Regions from separate parts of the Homo sapiens genome. Here region 2 is linked to region 1. Evidence: chromatin loops called from intact Hi-C (ENCODE). Cell type or tissue: mucosa of descending colon. All regions are shown on one strand.

Evidence for each region. A loop is a pair of places that touch in the nucleus more often than their neighbours do. Peaks named below come from ENCODE experiments on the same cell type or tissue, not always from the same donor. Only the 100,000 strongest peaks of a DNase experiment are listed, where the experiment ranks them.
Region 2: a loop joins it to region 1, with 18 times the contacts of the local background. A loop is called at or near these places in 2 of 110 quality-filtered maps.

The regions. Positions count from the first base shown.
Region 1 is chr22:25,400,054-25,402,553 of GRCh38, reverse strand. It overlaps the pseudogene LRP5L. Among named protein-coding and RNA genes, the nearest start is that of MIR6817, 54 kb to the left of the region's middle. RefSeq lists enhancers at 1-47, 1,298-1,477, 1,588-1,687, 1,848-1,907. In mucosa of descending colon, no CTCF peak of the experiment used is centred here; a DNase peak (open chromatin) is centred at 1,553.
Region 2 is chr22:24,804,687-24,807,186 of GRCh38, reverse strand. SGSM1 (small G protein signaling modulator 1) reads right to left here and starts at 976. Exons shown (of 25, transcript NM_001098497.3): 1 at 843-976; 2 at 703-746. The coding sequence starts at 861. RefSeq lists a silencer at 929-1,138. In mucosa of descending colon, no CTCF peak of the experiment used is centred here; DNase peaks (open chromatin) are centred at 446, 526 and 1,036; H3K4me3 peaks cover 689 bases.

The DNA of each region.
Region 1 (2,500 bases):
CTCAGTTTTCTCAGCTGTAAAATGGGGATAAGAATCCTTCCTACCATGAATTCAGTGAGTGAACGTGCACCTGGCCCAGTGTAATGCTGTTGCTGTTTCGCTTTGGTGTCTGCTACTGTGTGAAGTGCTGGGGTTGAATGTGATAGAATGGCAAATAAGGCCCCTCCGCTGTAGGCAGGGCTTCCCGTGTAGAGGGGAGGAAGGGAAACAAGCTGTGCAGCTATGCAGAGATGGGCCCAGGGGTGCTCCTTCACCCTCGGGGCGTCCTGTGAGAGGTCCTTAGAGGCCAGATCATGCTGTGGAGTCTCACTGTGATCCAGAAGGCAGTGGAAGCTACTGGAAGGCTTTAGGCAGGACTGATAGGAAATGAAAGCTGAAGCCAGACCTTTCCTAGGTGAAAAGTGTCAAGTTGATCTTTTTTTTTTAATTGAGGTGAAACTTACATGATATAAAATTAAAGTATACAAGGCAGGCATTTAGTACATCCACAGTGCTTACAACCATCACTTCTATGAAGTTAGAAGAGATTTCCATCACCCCAAAGTAAAACCCATACCCATTGCACAGTGACTTCTCGTTCCCTCTCCCCCGACCCCCTGATGAGCACCAGTCTGCTTTCTGCCTCTATGGCTCTGCCTGTTCTGTGCATTTTGTATGAAGGGAATCATACAATACATCGTTGTTTTTTGTGGCTGACTTCCTTGGTTACTGTAATGTTTTCAGGGGTCATCCAAGTAGTCCCAGGTATGGGTGTTTCAGCCTTTTTTTTTTTTTTTTTTTTGAGATGGAGTCTTGCTCTGTTGCCCAGGCTGGAGTGCAGTGGCACAATCTCGGCTCACTGCAACTTCTGCCTCCTGGATTTAAGTGATTCTCCTGCCTCTGCCTCCCAAATAGCTTGGATTACTAATGGGTGCTCGCCACCACACCCAGCAAATTTTTGTATTTTTAGTAGAGACGGGGTTTCACCATGTTGGCAAGGCTGGTCTTGAACTCCTGACGTCAAGTGAGCTGGCAGCCTCGGCCTCCCAAAGTGCTGGGATTACAGGCGTGAGCCACCATGCCCGTCCTATTTCAACCCTTTTTGTGGCTGAATAATATTCCATTGTGTGGAGGGACCACATTATATTTGTCAGTTCATCCACTGATTGGATTGATATTGGTTGGTTGTGTCTCCCAGCCAGCATGAACAGGGCTCATGCGTCCTGGTGGAGGTGGCTGGTGGGAGGATCTGGCCTGAGACTCTCCTGCTGAGTGAGGTTCAGGAATGAGCCAGGTGATGAGAATGAGCTGGGTAGTCAGTGTTGGCCTCTGAGAGGAGGGGCCTGGGCCCTGAGAGGAGCCCTGGGAGGGCAGGGTGAGGGCCAAGTTCAGGTTACAGAAGCTGTGAGACAGCCGGACATTTGTGGTTTGAGGCCTTGGAGACAATGCGCTCTCCAAACAGGGAGTCTGTTGGGGAGGCCCTGGCAGGAGCTGGGGCTGCATCCAGCCCCTTGGCTTGGTGGCCTCGTTCACTTATTTGTTCAGGAAGCAGCAGGGTCTGGGCTCCATGCCAGGCCACCCTGGAAGGCTGTCCTGGGGCAGCGCAACCCAAGCATGAAGGGCGGAGGCGGCTGTGGCTTGCTACGAGCTGGCGCCAGGGACCCACTGGCTGGCTCCAGCTGCTCTCTGCATTCTCTTCAGCTCTGGAGAGCTGTGTGCCGGCCCTCAGCCTGAGTTTCCTCATCTGCAAAATTGGGACGATGGTGTCCACCTTGCCGGTGCTGGTGGGGTCCCAAGAGCTGTTGTCTGGGGTAAGGGAGCTGGGGGCCAAAAGCTCATGCCCTGGGGCCCCAGCTGTCCTTTGAAGAGTACCCTGAGGGTGTGACTGAGAGCCAGTCCCCAGCACCCTTGTCCAGATGGGGACCAGGAGGTGGGTGAAGGTATTTGTGGTCTGAGCTCTGTGCTGGTTGCCCCCGAGGGGGCCTAGAGCCCTGCGTTAAGAGCAGAGCCCAGCCGGGCACGGTGGTTCACGCCTGTAATCCCAGCACTTTGGGAGGCCGAGGCAGGCAGATCACAAGGTCAGGAGATCGAGACCTTCCTGGCTAACACGGTGAAACCCCATCTCTACTAAAAATACAAAAAACTAGCCGGGCGTGGAGGCAGGCACCTGTAGTCCCAACTACTCGGGAGGTTGAGGCAGGAGAATGGTGTGAACCCGGGAGGCGGAGCTTGCAGTGAGCCGAGATTGGGCCACTGCACTCCAGACTCGGGGACAGAGTGAGACTCCGTCTCCAAAAAAAAAAAAAAAAAAAGCAGAGCCGGATGCTGGCCCTATCCCTTCTTGCCCCACCTGGTTAAATGGGGGCTGCCTTCCTGGGTTGGGAGTTGGGGGGGACTTGTGCCCCTAAGCCATGCAGAGACATGTGCAGACGGGCCGCTCTTACACATGCGGGTGGCCATCCATGGTCCCTGCCCATTTCCAAGGCCCTTGTAGTGGTCCCTGTGCTCCAGGTCCAGTCTC
Region 2 (2,500 bases), 600 kb after region 1:
GGCCATGAGCCCTAAAGACTAGACTGCCCCCCTCTCCACGCGCTGACCCCAAGGAGAGTGGAGGGGCAGAGGAATGGCAGAACCTCTCTGATTCTCACCCTCTGAATGTGGGGTGGGAGTGGGGCGGGGGGAGTGAAGGGACCCCTACTGCCAGGGGAGCAGCTCACTGACCCGTGACTCTCAGGGAGGGAGTCCCCTGGCTCTTGGAGGTGGCTCCAAGGACTGAGAATTCGGGGGCTGGGAAGGGAGGTTTTATTTTCCTTCTGCCTTTTCCTGAAGCGTGCCCCACCTTCGGCAGCCCCATTCAGAGCCCCTCCTCCAGCACACCCTGTGGGGGGCGTCCCCCTAGCAGCTTCTCTCTCTTGGAAGGTCCCCTTCCTGAGCCGCGCCCACCTGCTCCTCCACAAGAGGAGGTCCTATCGGGATACATCCAGGTGTGCCCCACACCTGGAGGGCCCTCACGCTACATCCGCCCCCGCAAAAAGCCTCAAATGGGCCAAAGCCTCCCCACACCTACGCCCACCCCCAAACTCCCTCGCTGCGCCTCCTGCCCTGCGGGAGGTCAATGCCCACCCAGGTGAGCCCCACACCTGTTCTGGCCGCCCCCCCGCCGCCAGAGGCCACCCTTCCACGAAGACTCTTTTCCCGTTTGGCCGCTGCTGCCGGGGGAGTCCTGCCCAGTGCCCCCACCCCGGCACCCACCTCCTTCTTGACGGTGCGTAGCAGCCTCTGTCGGGTCTCCGCCTCTGTGGGACAAGAAACGAGAGCCGCGGGTCAGCCGAGAGAGGGTGCGGGGGCCGGGCGCTGCCCTCCCGCCGCCCTCGTGTCCAGCGGCCTCTTACCCGCGGGGGCCGAGGCCATGGCTCCGAGCGCTGCGTTCCGAGTCCCAGGAGGCGGTGGCGGCGGTGGCGGCGGTAGCTCCTCCGGCCGCGGCGCTGCTGCTGCAGCCGCGGCGGGGCGGGGCCGAGCGCTGAGTGACGGCCGGAGGGCGCCCGACGTCAGGACCCGAGGCGGCCGCCCCACCCCTCCGGAAAGCCACCGCTCGGCGGGGCAGCCGGGTCGCCTGCGCCAGGAGCCTTCGCGCCAAGCACGCACGCTCCCTCCCGCGCACCCAGCGCCCGAGCCTCTCAGGCTCCCCCAACCTCCACGCCAGCGCCCGCGTCCCTCCCTCTTCCCTAGGGCGGGGAAGGAAAGCGTCCGTCCTGAACCCTCCTCTGTGGGCCAGGCTCCAGGAAGTCACAGGAAATGGTGGGGCTACTACCGATATTCTCCAAGCCTCAGTTTTCTCATCTTTAAAATGGGTATAATGTGGTATAAAATGGGCATAATGGGTCTCAGAACGATCTGAGCCTTAAGTGAGATATTGGATGTGAAGCCCTTAATACAGACCCAGGGGGAAAGGCCAGCGAGCATAAATGCTTGCCACTGTTACTGTTATTATTATTAATTATTATTATTGAGGGTCTTCCAGCCGGTCGCGGTGGCTCACGCCTGTAATCCCAACACTTTGGGAGGCCGAGGCGGGCAGATCACTTGAGGTCAGGAGTTCGAGACCAGCCTGGCCAACATAGTGAAACCCCGTCTCTACGAAAATACAAAAATTAGCCGGACATGATGGCGAGCTGCCTGTAATCCCAGCTACTGGGGAGGCTAAGGCAGGAGAATCTCTTGAACCCGGGAAGCAGAGGTTACAGTGATCCAACATGGCGCCATTGCACTCCAGCCTGAGCGACAGAGTGAGACTCCGTCTCAAAAAATAAAAAAAATACAAATACAAAAATTAGCCAGGCATGGTGGCGTGCTCCTGTAATCCCAGCTACTCAGGAGGCTGAGGCATGAGAATTGCTTGAACCCTGGAGGCAGAGGTGTCAGTGAGCCAAGATTGTGCCACCACACTCCAGCCTGGGCAACAAAAGTGAAACTCCATCTCAAAAAAAAAAAAAAAAAAAAGAGTCTTCCAAGATACACTGGTTATCCATTCAGGAGAGGCCGGGACTTAAGTGGCTCCCTCCCCGACATGCAGGTCACTGGAGGAGTGGGGTTTTCCCAGGAGTCTGGCCCCAAAAGGAGGCACTTGTCAGCCAGGATCTCTGGGGCTGAGCAAGCAGTGGGCTCTGTGGGAAAAGCCTTGTTCCATCAAGAGCCCCTGGTCACCCCAAGTCCCTAACTGTATCCACCCAGAATGCAACTCAGGTCAATATTTATTGAGCACCTACTCTGTGCCAAGTGACTGTGCTAGAGATTTCTAAGTGAGCAAGACAGACAATGAACTCTGCCCTCATGGAGTTTAGGAGGCGGACAACAAAATATGTAAGAAAAGGACAGACCATGCTGGAAAGTTCTGGAGAAAAATTAAGTAGGCAAGGGGGACAGGGAGGGCCCAGACCCCTGGGGATCGTATTCTGAAGTAGGGTGGTTGAGGGAGGCCCCACTGAGCAGGTGACATTTAAGCAAAGAGGAAAAGGAGTAGGCCATGGGGATTTCTGGAGGAAGAGCAGTT